Linked DNA regions of Homo sapiens: region 1 is linked to region 2. A link is a loop called in an ENCODE intact Hi-C map of the cell type or tissue named here. Cell type or tissue: heart right ventricle. All regions are shown on one strand. Links, peaks and the distances in the headings refer to the core of each region. The heading gives the core; the rest is flanking DNA.

Region 1 (8,325 bases), core at 181-8,180, 97 kb before region 2:
TCACCCAGGTGTCGCTGTTGTTTCTCTTCCACGGCATCCCACCTCCCCCACCACATTTAGGACGAAGACCGTGTAAACAGCTGCAGACAAGTGGCTGATGGGGAGACCCCACACACACTAGAGGCTGGCGCAGGGGAAGACCCAACTCAGGGCTTAGACCGACGGGCGCGCCTCCCAAAGAGAAAAGGCCCCAGCTTCAATGGAGGCTGTGGAGAGATGGAGAAGTGGGGTGAAGATTTTGGAGAATCTCGGGGGAGAGCAAGGGGAGCAAAGGGAGACAGCGTCAGTCTGAGCCCTCGTTGCAAGTTGGGGTGGGGGAGAGAGGATCCTGGCAGCAGAGCTGTGCCCTCTGAGAGTGACTACATGGGCTGTGTGCTTGGGCAGGCACAAAAACATGGGCACGAGGTTACTCAAGGCTTGGAGGGGCAGTGGGCGGCCAGGGTGGGTTTGGAGCGTCTGTCTGGGGAGCTGGCTGGGGAGCTCAGTGGGGACAAATGCAGGGCCGGCCGAGGGATCTCCGGGCCAGGACAGGAGGAGTGCACTCACGATGGTGGATGGTGCGAGAGCTGGGGGCATGGCCGGCCACACCTGCTGCCAGCTCCATGTCTGGCTGGACAGTCAGGAGCCTGAGCTGTGCCCTCTGGGATCCACCACAGGCTCCTCTTCCTGGGAGAGTCCCGGAGGCCAGGGGAGGGGCCTGCACAGGAAGGCCCCCATTCCTCGGCCACCCTCGACTCCTGGGCAAGGCTGTGGCCTTCCCATGAATGCTTTCTCCTGGTCACCCGTTGCAAGCCTGCTGTTTTCTGGTTTGCCTTTGCTCTGGGACATCCATTTCTCCCCAGAGGAGAGCTGTGTTGGAAAATGAGGGTTCCCCAGAAGAAGGGCCCAGGTGGGTGCCGTCCAGGGGCCTCCCTCTGCCTCATGTTTCCTGGGTTCTCAGTTGGTTCTTTGCCCAGCATCAAAGCCCACAGGTGCCAACAGGCATGATGGGAGGGGAACCTGGGGGTGGGGACTTGGCTTTCCAGGCCCTGCAGGAGGAGGAAGGCCGCACCCCGCCAGCTAGAGGAAGAGCCTCTTCCAGGGAGCACACCCCGCCCCTCCCTGGTCCTGGCTGCTCAGGAGTGCCAAGAAACACAACTTGGACACGAAACGTGGAGGAGTGCGGGCTCCACGGCTGCAGCTTTCTCGGATCTTACTGTTGGAAGTGAACCAGGTGTCCTTAGGAAACTCTCTTATAAACAGCGCTGGATTTTGTGGCTGTTTCCTTCAGGAAGGGAAGGAGTTTGCCGACAGCCAGAAGTTGCTGTTCATGGAAACTTCGGCCAAACTGAACCACCAGGTGTCGGAGGTGTTCAATACAGTGGGTGAGTCACGTCCCCGTGGGCCAGACAAGGGGGAGGTGCTTGTCCCTGACCAACTTCCCTGGGTCCCTGTTGCTGGTGACGTGGTATCCCATAGAATGTCTTTAGGGACTGGATGGTGACCAGGAGGGGCAGGAGGCCCTTGTTCTATGGTTCAGGGTAAACACAGGAGGGGCGGGTCCTGGGGTGGCTGGTCTGCAGGGCTGTGCTGGGCTGGGCGACTTCCCTCCCTAGCCAGCCCCCTCCTCTTGCTGTTCACAGCCCAAGAGCTACTGCAGAGAAGCGACGAGGAGGGCCAGGCTCTACGGGGGGATGCAGCTGTGGCTCTGAACAAGGGGCCCGCGAGGCAGGCCAAATGCTGCGCCCACTAGGTGCAGCCACTCCTGGGGGCTGTGGGGAAGACACCCCCTGCCTGGGCCATGGCCAGCTCTAGGTGGATTCTGATTCACTGTCAATGCTGGGTTGCTCCCGAGCCCTAGATGTTCCTGGAAGTTGGCCCCCTTTATGAAAACCACTTCCCACAGCCAGTGGGAACTGCCAGAGGAAGATCTGGCGTCACATGGCTCCCAGGAAAGTGCTGTGCCCTATCCCCACTGATACCATCTGATTCCCCGATGCCTGTGCCTGTTCCACCTGGACGGTGGCCCCCTCAGCCTGGCAGCCTCTGGACAGAGAGGAAGGAAGGATTGGAAAAGTCCCCGCAGCACAGCGACGGTGGGAAGATGCCTTACGTCTGATCTTGATGGGGGCACTGGCCTGGAGCCTGGGCCCACCTGCTTCTGGGGGGTTGGGGAGCAGGCCAGATGGAGGTGGTGGTGCCAGGAAGAAATGGAGCGATGACTGACTGTGGGGTGGGCCCAGGATTTCCACATCTTGGTGAAGTTGCCCCTGGGAAGGGCAGCTGGGGGCAGTGGCGCCAGTTCCCTTCCATGGTCTCCCGGCTGGCAATGTGGTGAAGCTGAGTTTCTGTCCAATGAGCAGGAAGATTCTGAGACATTTCGCCTGAGATATAAGTTGTACTGCGTATGCAGTTTTTCCTCCAAAAATTAAATTGCTTTTGACAATCTGGCTTTTAGAAGTTTTTGAGGACAAGGCAGGGCACTGCGCCTGGTGGATGGTTGTAGGTATTTCTGTATAGATTCTGGGAGGGCTCCTGTTAAGTAAATAAGGAAGCAGGCCCATGCGGCAGGCTGTGACTATCGTGGGCCTGGCCCAGCTCTCTGGATGGGATGCATTCCCAGATGGCCACACTTCTTCATCCTGCCTGCCTCCCTTTACAGAGAAACCCATGTCTGAGTCTGTTTTTGTGTTGCTATAAAGGGATACCTGAGGCTGGGTGATTTATGAAGAAAGAGGTTTATTGGGCTCATGGTTCTGCAGGCTGCACAGGATGCACAGGGCCGGTATCTGTTTCTGGTGAGGCCCCAGGCTGCTTCCACTCATGGCAGAAGGCAGTGAGAGCTGGCGTGCAGAGGTCACACGGGGAGAGGAAGTAGGAGAGGGTAGCAGGGAGGTCCCACTCTTTTTAACAACCAGCTCTGGGGGAACTCTTACAGGAGCTTTGGAGTAAGAGCTCCATCATTACTGCTAGGATGGCACCAAGCCATTTATGAGGGACCCACCCCCATGACCCAACACCTTCCATTAGGCCCCACCTCTCACACTGGGGGTCAGAGTTCTTCTTCTTTTTTTTTTTTTTTTTTGGAGATGGAGTGTCGCTCTGTCATCCAGGCTGGAGTGCACTGGCACGATCCCAGCTCACTGCAATTTCTGCCTCCCAGGTTCGAGCGATTCTCTTGCCTCAGCCTCCTGAGTAGCTGGGACTACAGGCACGTGCCACCACACCCATCTAATTTTTGTATTTTTTAGTAGAGACGGGGTTTCATCATGTTGGCCAGGCTGGTCTCCAACTCCTGGCCTCGGGTGATCCACCCGCCTCCACCTCCCAAAGTGCAGGGATGACGGGCATGAGCCACTGCGTCTGGCCCTGGGGGTCAGATTTCAACATGAGGTTTGGAAGGGACAAATATCCAAACTGCAGCAACCCAGACCCTGTTTTGGGAGGTAAACCCCACATGATGTTTTCCTGTTGGGTCTCTATCTGGACACCTGATGTGGCAAGGTTATTTCAAAGGTGGCCACTTTTTGGAAGGTGATATTGGTTTTCATCCTTGTCCCTATGATAAGCAGGTGTAAGTTTTAAACAATAAGACATTGTTATCCACCTGGAAAAAGTGGCATCACTGTATTGGCTGCTGTAAGGATCAAGGAAGGAGAAAGCAAAATACCTCCCGTTTGACGCTGAGCTTCTCATCACACAGAAGGGGAAAGAGCTCTGTGCCTGAGGCTTCCCCGGCTCCTCCGGGCTTCCTTCTGCTCTCACTCACTTTGTGTAGAGATGCCAGGCCTTGACCTTCAGTGGGGCCCAGACCATGGGGAGCCCTGGCAGGGGATGGGGGAGGGGACACAGAGGCCAGCCATTGCCTAGGGCCTGTCTGGTGAGGCTGGCTGTGTCCTGGCCAGAAGCCACTGCCCCTGTCCAAGAGGCCTCTTCCTCCTGCAGGTTCTGGTGGCTGCTCCCTCTGCTCATCCATTGGGCCTAGGGTGGGCACAGCCCCTCCTTGCCAGCCTGGGTTTCTCAGTGTTCCAACCACAGCTTCATAATAGCTCCTCCCTCATGATCCCTGGCTTCGTTTTCCTAACTGGAGGAGCCACCTGGGTCCACTGGGCCCCTGGCAGATCCAGCTTTCAATCTTGGGGACAAGGAAACATCTTGGATCTTCCTTGGAGTCTGGCTTTCCTGGTGCTAGTGTGACCTGAAATGAACTCCTCACGTGATCTTTACTAGACAAATGCAGAGCAGATTTCACACACCTCTGTCATGATCTCCAAGAAAAGCTAAAGGATAAATAAAGAAAACAATAGCTTCCTAGAGGGCCTGTTCCCTTGATTTTCGCGAGGACTGTCCTCGTTTCTTAGACAATTTCACAGGTGAAATCTGACACTGTATTATTGCTATCCACACTGCAGTTTCCGGCTGCGAGTAAAGTTGGACCATTTTTCACGCGATGATTCCCTTGCCGATGAAGAACATGAAGTGTGAGTCCCTAGTGTGCTAGGCTGTGTCCTCGCGCCCTGTGCCCCCGCAGCGGGCCCTCAGCCGGGGTGGGGACCCAGCTTGCGGGCGGCAGGAGGCTGAGGTTGCCCGTGGCCACCAGATGGCGCTCCAGCATTGTGGAAGGCAAGCCCCACGGTCCTGGCGTCCGGAGTGCTTGCTCTGCTGAAGGGCGAACCAGGAGGCTCTCAGAGGAGCTGCAGAGGAGCGGCTTGATGACATAGAAGGGGAAGAATACAAGGGAAGTTTGTAGGATGCCTGTAGGTCTGACTGCCTGCTTCCCCCTCTGTTTTGACGACCTCCTGTGACTATGCCAGCATTTATTATTAAAATGTGTCCTTTGACTCCTTCAGGAATCATTTCATGGCCTCCCCAAGAGTGGACAGATCTGTGGTGGTCCTGGAACCCTGGGTCTCCCAGGACTGTGACTGCCCCTTTCCCCTCCTCCCTCACCACTAGGCAGGTGGGGCTCAACCCTGTGCTGGAGTCACCTGCGGAGCTTCGGAAAGCCCCACACCGGGGCAGGGTGCGGTGGCTCATGCCTGTAATCCTGGCACTTCGGGAGGCCGAAGCGGGAGGACCACTTGAGGCCAGGAGTTTGTGACCAGCCTGGGCAACAAAGGGAGACCCTGTTTCTACAAAAAGCAAAACAAAAAATTAGCTGGGTATGATGGTGCACACTTGTAGTCCTGGCTACCCTGGAGGCTGAGGTGGGAGGATTGCTTAGGCCTCGGGGGTCGAGGCTGCAGTGAGCCATGATCAAGCCACTGCATTCCAGCCTGGGCACCAGAATGAGACCCCATCTCAAAAAAAAAAAAAAAAAAAATGGAGCGCCTCAGCTGCATATCACCCAGAGGTTCTGATTCCATCAGACTGCCCAGGGATTTCTAAATCCTTCCAGGTGAGCATAGGTGAGGCTGAGAACCTCAGTGAGGGCAGGGCCTCTGTCTGTCCTGATTTCTGTGGGATTCCCAGGGTCCTCTACACTGTCTGGCACACACCAGGCACTCAACACATGTGTATCCAACAAAGGGAGGAAAGCATGTTTTTTTTCCCCAGAGACCTAAAGAACAGGCAGGCTTTCCTGAAAACAGCCCCCGCCGCCCCTGACACCTGCGTGTGGAAGACTCACCTGTGTCAGTGCTCCACCACCTTATCTTCCTGTCCCGAAACGGGGCTGGGGTGGGGCAGCAGGCAGGAAGGCCCTATTTCTGCAAGCACACAGGGAGAGGCCCCAGCAGGGCTGCAGACATTTGTGTCGCAGATGATTCAGGATAAATGGGTCCAGGACCCCACTGGCCCCAGATCCTGGGAGAAGCTGGTCCATGTACCCACTGTCCAGGCTGCTGCTGGGGAAGCAGCTCCAGCCCTGCTTAGCCTGAGTTCGGACCTGGGTCTTCTCGTGAGCTGTTGTTTGCCTGTGGGGGGTGGTGGTGGATGCCGGAGGCATGGCAATGTTGATGAGTGGCCCTGGGAGCCCCTGCCATCCCAGCCTGTGATGCTAACCTTTTCTTCTCTCTCTCTTTCTCTTTTTTTTTTTTTTTGTTTTGAGACAGAGTTTTGCTCTTGTCACCCAGGCTGTAGTGCAGTGATGGGATCTCAGCTCACTGCAGACTCTGCCTCCTAAGTTCAAGTGATTCTCTTGCTTCAGTCCCAAGTAGCTGGCACTACAGGCGCCCGCCACCACACCTGGCTAATTTTTGCATTTTTAGTAGAGATGGGGCTTCACCAGGCTGGTCTCGAACTCCTGACCTCAAGTGATCCGCCCATCTCGGCATCCCAAAGTACTGGGATTACAGGTGTGAGCCACCGTGCCCGCCCTGTCTTGTTTCCTCTTGAGTATGTTCCCATCCCATTCTTCTGATGGGTCTGCGTTTCCCAGAGTGGCTGACTCACAGAACTATTCTTTTTAATTTTTTTAAAATTTATTCCCTGTTTAGGACTCCCACTGGCCAAATTTAGGCCAATTCGAGTGTCAAAAATTATAAAGTTCTGAAAAAAAAGAAAAAAAGAAATATCTTCTCTGGAAGAATCCAACTAATGACTGTGGAAGGAATTAGAGAATCACCATGGTGTGGGGGTGACTGGTGGTGCAGCAGCTGAGCCTGGCATGGGTAGTCAGGGGACACTGACATCTCAGGCCGCAAGCTGGCTGGGAAACAGGATTTGGCCATGGGGCCCTGGCCCCAGCACAGATTTCACATTGATCACACAGGGAAAAAACCTCTTACAATGAAGAGATCTGTCTCTACCACAGGGTCAAATAGCACTGTCAGAGAGGGAGCCCAGGATCCCATGGTCAGATATGATGCAGTGGGAAGGACACAGTTTTTGGGTCCACAGTGCGCGACCTGAATCCAGGCAAGATCCTGGATGCCCCTCTCTGATGACAGGAAGTACAGGGAACGGAAGAACAGGGACATCACCTTGGGGGAACAACTTACAAATCACACAGGTGGAGCATTTTCCAAGACGACTCATCTGGGTGCTTGAAAAATTCAACACCAGGACAACATAAAAAATTAACTGGTCGGAAATCAAAGAGAAACAACGGACTGTGAATGCAGATTGGAGCCCGGTGGGGGAAAAAGGAGACTGTCTTGCTGCATGTGGGGATTTCTGAGTACAGACTAAAAACTAGATGATATTGTGAAATTACTACAACGGTTTGTTCAGGTATGATGATTTTATGGCTATGTAGGAGACTGGCCTTATTCGTGGGAGAAGGATGCTGAAAATATGCTTCTAGTACATTCACTCTGTTCTTCAGCCACTGCCGTGGTCCAGTTCTAAGACGTTTCACCACCTCCAAAAGGGAACCCCCATATCCATTAAGCAGTCATCCCCCCACCCCTCTTCCCTATCCCCTGACAGCCATGAATCTGCTTCCATAGAATATGCAATGTCATACAACGTTTTTATATAAACAGAATCATACAACATTTGAATTCTTGTGCCTGGCTTCTTTCACTTAGCATGATGCTTCCAAGGTTCATCCGTGTTGTGGCATGTATCAGTGGTCCATTCCTTTTCCTGGCTGAGTAATATTCCATTGCATGGATAGACCACGCTGTGTTTTTCTATTCTTCTGTTGATGGGTGTTATGAAATGTTTGTGTCCCCGCCACTGCAAATTTATATGTTGAAATCCTCCCCCCATTATGGTGGTATTAGGAGATCGGGTCTTTGGGAGGAGATTAGGTCATGAAGGTGGAACCCTCATGGATGAAATTAGTGCCCTCATAAGAAGAGGCTAGAGAGCTTGCTTCCTGTTTCTGCTCTCTGCCATGTGAGGATACAACGAGAAGACGGTGTCTGTCAACCAGGAAGATGGTGTCGGATCAAGGTGTCGGATCAGCCAGCACCTTGATCTTGGACTTCCTGCCCCCAGAACTGTGAGGAGTGAGTGTTTACTGGCTGAGCCTCTGTGCCTATGCTATCTTATTAGAGCAGCCCGAACTGACTAAGGCAATGGGCATTCAGGTCATGTCCACCCTTTGGCTACTTGGAAGGGTGCTGCTGTAAACGCTGCTGTGATGTGCTGAGCACCTGCCCTCAGTTCTCCAGGGTCTACACCTGGGGCGAATTGTTGGGTCGTTTGATAACTCCGTGTTTAACTTTTTGAGGGCTGTGGCCTCTTTAAGGCCTGACCCAGCCCCTGCTGCCTTCGGAACAGACCTTGCCCCCCTTCCTGTTCCTGCAGGCTCACTCTACCCTGGCGAGGTGGCTCAGGGCTGGAGGGGCTCCCCTGTAGCTGGGGAGGTGCAGTCACCCCAACTCAGCCCCGTGTAGGTGGTCTGGGCCTTGCCACTGGCCCCTCTGAGCATGGATGGCCAAGAGGGCTGTGGTC
Region 2 (8,325 bases), core at 148-8,147:
TCTTTTCTAGGAATAAACAGCATCTAGTGAACATAACTGCAAGTCTTGGCTAATATATGTCACCAAGCGACAGAGAGAAATGTGTCTGAATAAGCCACGGAGATATTGAATTCAGTTTGTTGATTTGGAGGAACTTGTCTATGTCTTAGAATTTGACTTCTTGGCAAGGATACTTGGAAATCATTCAAATACACTGCTGAGATGGCACTGCGAAGCTTGGGCATGATGTAAATGAGGTGTAGATGTTATGCTTGCCTTGGCAGAGTATTGAGTAGGAACTTAGAAGGCTTAGGGAGGTAGAAATGTGAGAATGGATTTATTATGTAAGATCAAAGACTCTATCATTTGACTGTGTTTCCTGGGAGGGCCCAGAGGACACTTTCTTCACCAAAGCAATAAGAAATATACCAGTGTGGGGAGTGTCTGCATCTTTTGGCAACTCAATACTGGCTGTTCTCTGAAGCTGGTATTAACAGTAGGAAGTTACTCCATGGAACTACACTCTGTAGTGTCATGGGGGTTGCTGGGATTCTGAAATAGAAGAGTTCAGATAGAGATCCTCAACTATCAGAGGTAGGGTGGACAGAATTTCTGTAATGGTAAAAAATCCAGAAAAGCAACCAAACATAAGTGTCTATGGGATGGCTAGTAGACTATGGTATTCCTTGGGGCTCAAGAAATTAGCAGACAATTAGGGTACTGGTTGATTGTGCACACAGATAATTCAAGGACTGGTGAACGGAAGGCTGATATCAGATGCTGCAATGAAAAATCACAATCCCTCATTCAGTTTCCATATCTAAACCAGTTTTTATAGACCTAGACCCCATCGACTAAAGGAGAAGCAAGGTCCCTTCGAGGAAGGACTTTACAGTGTCACTACAATATATACCATAAATATTATACATTGTTTTCCCCAAAGGGCCCATGGTTATTTACCAGGATAACTGTACATAGGGGAAAGGGAAACAGTCATACTTTGGAGGGTGATTGGATACAGATTCTGAGCTGACATTAGTCAGGGGAGCCATCACGCTGTCATCAGAAAAGATCTGAAACAGCTTTTACGTGGGAAGGACAACAGTACACCTTCTCTCTATTGTCTGTCCCAGGGCTATATCAAATCTCTGATTACTGTCACAATATAATCCTCAGGAACCTTAAGCACATTGGTGCAACATATGGTGATATTTTCCAGATTAGAACTGGTGAAAAGGAGAGTAGAAAGATGCTGAATACTCTGGTAAGACATATGTGCATTGGGAGGCCAATCTTATGATGTTCCAGGGATATAAAACTTAGGCTAGGTTCTTAGGGGACTAAAGATGTAGAGTCTGCTGGGACATACCTTCAAAAGTATAGGGCAAATTATTCTCTTTGCAGGCGCTATGACAAGGACAGAGACATAGCACTAGGTGGAACTTTGGATGTTGGAGGCAGCACATGGCTCACTTGGGAATACTGCTGCAATCCATTTGGGAAGTGATTTGGAAGGCTGGCAGGTTTGAGTGACGCTTAGAGCGTGAGAAAATTCTGTAGCAGGTCCAGGTATTAATGCAAGCTTCTCTAGTTGTTCAGGGAACTGGAAGAGAATAAGGTTGAAAGACTGGAGACAGAGAGGTATGTGCAGGGATCTTGGGAATAGGCGCCATATGTGAATCTTCTATCTCATGTCAATGCTTACCAGAGGCCACCTAGTACAAAAAGGACACTGAATGAATGGGTATACTGGGTCATTTACCCTATGGAGTCAGACTGTGTCCTTGGTCACCTCAATGTTCATGCCAGGGGACCAGGAGGGAGGCCATATGGTCCGACTACGTGGGCTCTATCTCACCAAGCCTGATCTAGCTACTTCTGTTGCTGGATATCTGACTGATGCTGAGCTCTTTACATGGCACCATCCCCTGAGAAGACCAAACAATCCCTTGGAGCTGGCGTAGATTTGGGGTATTTAGTGGGAGTTCGTGAGAGGTAGGTTGGAATGTGCTATTGAAAAGGGTTTAGGATTTTGGTTCTGAAACAAAATGAGTAGACTCACTTTTCCCTACTCCTCCCTTCTAAAAACTAAATACCATGGAAATTCTTTAACAGACAATGATAAAAGGACTCTGAAAGTTGGGTAGAAGAAGGTAGACTGGCCAGAGACCTCAGGACTGGAGGAAAGATAATATGGTGGGTTCCTTAGACTTTTCTTTTTATCTCCCATGTAGCCTAGACTGGGTGTCAGAGATGTCTGCAACCAGTATCTACAACAGGAGATATTCTTTAATGTTTTGTAATAATCTTTTATTATGTTTGAACATAATAACCAAATGACCAGAATATAATACAAACCCACTTGTCATACCAAGAACCAGAAAAAAACCACCCGAGTGAGAAAAGACAATAAATAGATGTTGATACTTTGATGCATCAGATGGTAGAATTATCTGGTAAGAATTTTAAAGCAGTTATTATAAATACGCTTCATAAATTAACATCAGTGCTTCAAAACCAATGCCATAAAAATGCCTCAACAATCAATGTCAAGTCATTGATTTACAGAACATTAATACTTAGAATCAGGAGACTGGGATGTCACACCCACTAGCTGTGTGACCTTGGGCAAGATTTCCAGCGTTACTGGGCACTGATTTCTCTGTCTCCAGAGTGGAGGTTAGGTAGACCATGCAACAGCACACTGGCAGGTCCCGTTAGTTGTCTACTCAATAACCATGTCCCTCGTATGCTAACAGAACCCTAACTCCAGGTAGAGGAGCAAGGACTTCAACTAAAAATAGGCATTTTCCAGCCTCCCTTGCAGTGAAGATAACCTGCATGGACACTTCTGGACAATCGAAGTGCAAGAGGTTCCTGTCCCTTCCAGAATAAACAGGAAACCCTTACTAGGAGAAAGCCCTTTACCTCCTGTCCTTTCTCCCTTCTTCCTGCCTGGATCTTGAATCTGAGATCTGCAGCTACAGCAAGTATCTGGCAACCAGGAGGAGACCAGCAATAGGATGGTGAGGATTGGGGATGGAAAGAAAGCCCAGTGTCCTGACGCATCGCTGAGCTGTGCTCCCAGGCTGACAGGCGACTTCTGAACTCCTTGTTATGGGAGAAAAACACACCTGCACATCTAGGCAACTGTCGGTTGCGTTTCCTGAGCTTGCAGCTGAATGCATTCCTAACTGATTGAATGAGGAAGATGAGGAGGAGGGTGCCAGCTACAATCCTTTCAATGCCAGGTGCTGTTCAAGCGAGTTTACGGGTTCAACCACATTTAATCCTCACAGCTACTAAATGAGGCAGATGCCAGTACGGTCCCCACTTCAGAGAGGACTGAAGGGAGGCATGGGTCCTTGTCTGAGAGGCAGGCGCAGTGAGTCAGGGGTGGAGTAGGAGTGTGTCCACAGCACTTCCGAGTGCCGGCGTATTCACAAATGGCTCATAGGTTCTGTTGTTGTGGTTACCTTAGAGGATTTGTGTGCACGCGCGTGTTTGTGTGTCAACACCTCTAGGATGGTGCTCATGGCATGGGAATTCCTTTCCTCGCTTCCTGCATCCTTCCCCTGGGTCTACTACCTTTTGCCAGGGACTGGGGACATAGGAAAGGATAAAGATCGAGGGCATCCTCCAAGGCTGATCCCGACATCCCCGGGACTGACGTACGGCCTCCAGACCGATGTCAGTATCCTCTCTGCCAAGAAAAGGGGTCCCCGGGCAGGCAGCGCGGACCCCCTCGGGGCCCCGCCGGCTTCGGGCTGTTTCCCGCCGTGACTCCTCCGCTCCGGGAGGGGGCGACAGAGGCCGACGGCTGCAGCCGGGCGCGCCGCCAAAGCTCCTGCTTGTAGGGCGGGCCGGGGTCCGGGGTCTCGGGGTCCTGGGAGGCGGGGCGGTCGGTCCGCTGGGGGCGGTGAAACCGAGCTCGGCTCCTGCCCGGCGTGGCCTCCGTTTCCCAGGCTTCTGAGCTCAGGGCCCCGGCTGGGCTTCGGGAGGGTCCTCCCCGCGCCGCCCCGGCCCTTCCGTCCGCCCCCCGCGGCCCGGCCCCGCCTCGGAGCCATTCTGGGCGCGGCCTGGGCGGCCCTGGGGTGATTACTGCCCCGGCCGCAGTTCCGCGCGCCCCCGCGTCTGCCGTCCCCGGACCCCGAGACCCGAGATGTGCGCCCCCGGCCCTCCAGCCCTTCCCGGGGACCCCGGGGCCTCGGAGCCCCGCGCCCACGCATTGTTTCCTTGGAAATGGAGCCCCCCAGCCCCACGTCATGTTGCCGGGAGCCCCTCGTTACAGCAAGCGGCTGCCGGGAATCAGTGGCCACTAGGACCTTTACCCCGAACGCTACGCAGCCGTGGGGCCGCTCTCCTCCCCGCCCTTTTGTGGGATTCAAAGTCAAACCACACTAAGCCATAAATAAGTGGTTGTGGGAATCCAGCGCTGGGCCCCTCCATCCAACAGACTTTATCCACAAATTACTTGAATGCCTTTTTGTGTGTTTAGTATCAAATTAAAAAAATTCTCCACTCTTAATGCCCCTGCCTGGCGTATCGGCGGCCCAAGCCTCTGCGTGGTCAGCCCCTGGGGAATGACTTTGCAGGGGGGCCTGCATCGCATTGCACCATTGGGCTTTCTGCTCCCTGAGTTCTGCTAGGGGAGTCCCTGGGGTCGGGGAGCCGGAAGTGCTGGGATTTCCCACCATCCTCAAATACAAGGTCAAGATCCCTGGACCGTTGCCCATCCAAGCCCCAGGAACTCCAGGCCTGCAGAGGCCTCCAGGGACCCACCCACAGCCGCCTGGGGCTCTCCAGCCAGGGTTGCGCCCCATCCCCAACCCCAACCCTAACCTTAGCAAGCACTACTGCTTGGGAAGGCCAAGCTCCCAGTTCGTCCCTTTCTGGCCTGAGCTACCCCTGGAAGCCTGGCCCCTGCCCCGCTCTGGGGCCAAGCTGAAGGGGCATCATTTTTGGCCACAGTTGCAGGGCAGAGGCTGGGGTCAGCCAGTGGGTGGACCAGGTGGGCCGGGAGTGCCAGGGGAAGCTGCCAGGCTTTGTTTCTAGCTGAGAGTAGGGGGGTGGATGAGCTGGATCTGGGCCTGCCGTTTCCAAGGAAACAGTGGGAAACTGGGTGTCTCTGTCTGTGGCTTCCTCATGTCATGGGGTGTGTGGTTTCTGGAGCCGCCTGACAGCCTGACCAACTTGGGGCCACTGTGGCTGTGGGAACATATATCCTGAGTTCCAAGCCATTTAGTGAGGAAGCTGCAGAGAGGTTGGGAGGCGCTTCTTCTCACCAACCGTTCTCACCCAGCACCTCCTACCCGAGGGCACCTCCTACCCTAGGGCTTCCCTGGTGCTGCTGCCTTACCTGGGTCTAAGGTCTGAGGTCTAGACGCTCAGCCGTCAGCCCCGGTGGCCTGGGTTTTGCCCCATCTGGTCTGCCTGGTGCCCTGCCTCCACCAACGGGACCCTGAAGCGAGGGCATTGGGCTGTGAGACTTGGTAGTTGAAGGGCTCCAGCCTGGGAGCTAAGCCTAAACTCTCTCCTCCTGGCTTCCAGTGGTTCCCCTGCATGTCCTCCTCCTGCCAGCCAGGGTCTGGGCAGGAGAGAGGTGGCAGAGTTGCTGCCGCGGGGACATCTGACAAAGGTGTGGGCAGAGTTAGGAAACAGTAAGGCAGGTGACGTCCCCGGGGAGGGGCCGCAGTAAGAGCTGTTGCCGCCTCGGGCCGGAGAGAGGCACATGAGGGCTCGGTGTCTGGAATGTGGAGTGTGGAGCCTTGAGAGAGGTGCCCCCAGAGCTGTGGGGTCCGGGCAGCTGCAGCCACTGCAGGCGGGGAGGGAGATGGGGTCAATGCCAGGCTTCTCTCTTCCTGCTCCCCAGGCTCCTGCTGGGCCCCTCTTGGCTGAGCCCATTGGGAAGCTGGTGCCAAAGGGGCAGTTGGTGCAGGCCCTAGTGGCTGGTGTTCGGGATAGAGCAGGGTGGCAAAGGCGGGCAAGGCATCGGGAGGGGCAGACAAGTGTCCTGCTGGGGGCTGCCACCACACTGCCCGGGTGGGTTTCTGAGTGTGCAGGAGCCCTCTCTGGCCCGGGCTGCTGGGCTTTTGGGGCATCGTAAGTGCATCTTAAGGAGCAGCAGCCGGTGGTGTGAGGCTCTACCGCACCCCAGGCCATCTGACCACCTGGGCCACGTGGGCTTCTGGGCTGGCCATCTGGGAGGCAAAGGGAGTCTGGGAAGCCTCCAAGGAGGAAGAAGTGCTTGATCCCTTTGCCTTCCACACCGAGGGTGCCCAGCCCGGTGGTGTTCCCAGTGGTAGGCCCCGCGCCCAGGACCACGTCTGCATGTGGTTGCCTCAGCAAATGCTGTTGTGTAAGCGATGGCCTGGACCTCCCTGCTAGTTCTAAGAGAAAGGCCCATCTTCAGGTGTGGGGGAGGGGACCTGGGGCTCCTCAGGGGATGGGGTGCAGCACCCAAGGCCCTGCGAGTTGGGGGCCCTGCCCTGGCCCCAGGTGAAGCCCAGCCTCTGTCCCAGGCCCAGACAACAATCTCCTGCCCCTTCTGCACACTGAGCCAAAACCACATGATGCTAATACGGCTCCCTGATATTGAGCCCTTCCACGGTGTGCAGCCCTGCACCCCACGACAACCCTGGGGGACAGGCACTGTTATTAACATCCCCATCTGATAGAAAAAAAGACTGCAAGGGAGGCTGAATGTGAGTTAAGTGGCTTTACAAAGGTCATTGGACAATGACGGTGGAGCCGTGGCTCCTGCTCAGGCCTCTCTGAGAGCAGACGTTGGCCTCTGTGCCTCTCTGCTTCTCCTAGAAGGCCACCAGGCAACTGGGGTCCCTGCAGTGGCCCTGGGGAAGAAATGGCTGAGTCCCAATTTGATGATGCGCCAGACCCTTGGGCAGAGCCACCCTGGCTGCTTCATGCACCAGGACAAGTTCCTCTCAAATACCCTTCCCTTCGAGACCCTCTTCTAACCACCACCATAGACCTGCCCCAGGCCCCTGTACCTCTGCCTAAAATGCGCCTCTAAGCAGTCCTAACAGTCTGCTGTTCAGGTGTGTCTGTGTCTGGAATGGGCCCCTGAACAGTCCCATGCTTACAATGAACCCCTGAATAGTGCCGTCCCTGGAATGCACCCATAAACAGTCCTGTTCCTGGAACGCACCCCTGAGCAGTCCTGTGCCTGGAACTCACCCCTGACAGTCCCATGCCTGTAATGAACTCCTGAACAGTGCTGTGCCTGTAATATACCCATAAACAGTCCCATGTCTGTAATGCACCCATAAATAGTCCTGTGCTTCTCTTCTCTCCTCTCTGGCCAAACGTCCACCTCACCCTGGGGACATCCCTGCAGCCCTAGCTCTGCTGTGTGGAGCTCTCAGTGCCGGGTCTCCCTCTCATCCCTCGGGTGGCTCCTTTGGCCTTGGAGTATAACAGACCATCCTCAGGAGCTGGCTTCAGGGCAATGGTGACAGGTCTGACCCCGCATTCAGTGCTTTCTCAGGGGGCTCATTCAGGAAGGGAGAGAAAAAGCATCGTCCCAAAGGGCCAATGTTTCAGGAGCCGATGACCCTGCAGGCCTCTGTGGCTCCAGCTGCTTCACTGGGCTCCTGGGAGCTGCTTCCTTCTGAGCCTGGGGACGTTCACCCAGGAGGCCTTAAAAGGCAGGTCTCCCCAAGCCAGCTAGGGTGGGGACTGCTTGTGCTACCGGCTTGGTCCCTCGGCCCTCTGATTCCCTCTACTGGCCAGAGCAGGTTACTGGGGCCGACCCTGCAAGCTGAGGGACCCAGAATCACAAACACACACACTCAAGACAAGAGCCATCCAGGGCCAGGCCTGCACACCAGCTTTGCAGCAGGGGGACTGTCCCTGTTTTGAACGTGTCCATCTACCCGGCTCTGCTCTGGAGCCCTCCCTGTTTCTATCTCGATCAGCTTGAGTGACTGGCGGGTGGTCGCATCTGACTTCCCATAGTGTCTGAGATGCGCATAATCACAGATTTCTTCTGAACAGACCTACGTGGCATAATTTAATGCTCTAATGTTTACGTCGTTTTGCTAAATGGCTTGCCATGGATTTGGGTATATGGTTTCAAGCCAATGGTCTTTGGAAGCTTGTAACGTCTATGCTTGATTTCTCAGGAAAAATGATTTCAGACGTCTGGATGCTGGAGTCAGCAATGGTTCTGCCAAAACATCTGAGTGTAAAATCCGGATGGAAGTTTGCTGGTCTGGGGAGCCCTCCGCCTGCATGGGCTTCCCAAGTCAGGTGGCATTAGCCCACCAGGTGCACCCATGCTCAGTGCAGAGCCCTGATAGGGCAGCCTGGTGCGTGAGCTCTGTC

What was found. Hi-C counts contacts between places; a loop is a spot of excess contacts. Peaks named below come from ENCODE experiments on the same cell type or tissue, not always from the same donor. Only the 100,000 strongest peaks of a DNase experiment are listed, where the experiment ranks them.
Region 1: it touches region 2 in a loop (8-fold over the local background); 20 of 110 quality-filtered maps call a loop at or near these places.

The regions. Positions count from the first base shown.
Region 1 is chr2:237,568,426-237,576,750 of GRCh38, reverse strand. RAB17 (RAB17, member RAS oncogene family) reads left to right here. Exons shown (of 6, transcript NM_022449.4): 5 at 1,271-1,364; 6 at 1,623-2,425. The coding sequence ends at 1,732. Among named protein-coding and RNA genes, the nearest start is that of PRLH, 6.0 kb to the right of the region's middle. RefSeq lists enhancers at 1-127, 1,526-2,225, 3,344-3,879 and a silencer at 4,473-4,658. In heart right ventricle, for the core only: a CTCF peak has its summit at 4,561 (motif pointing right); a DNase peak (open chromatin) is centred at 4,590; H3K27ac peaks cover 1,085 bases; H3K27me3 peaks cover 263 bases.
Region 2 is chr2:237,471,046-237,479,370 of GRCh38, reverse strand. No RefSeq gene overlaps it. Among named protein-coding and RNA genes, the nearest start is that of MLPH, 12 kb to the left of the region's middle. RefSeq lists silencers at 3,675-3,754, 3,775-4,184. In heart right ventricle, for the core only: CTCF peaks have their summits at 3,772 (motif pointing right) and 7,728 (motif pointing left); DNase peaks (open chromatin) are centred at 3,990 and 4,659; H3K4me3 peaks cover 1,512 bases; H3K27ac peaks cover 2,435 bases.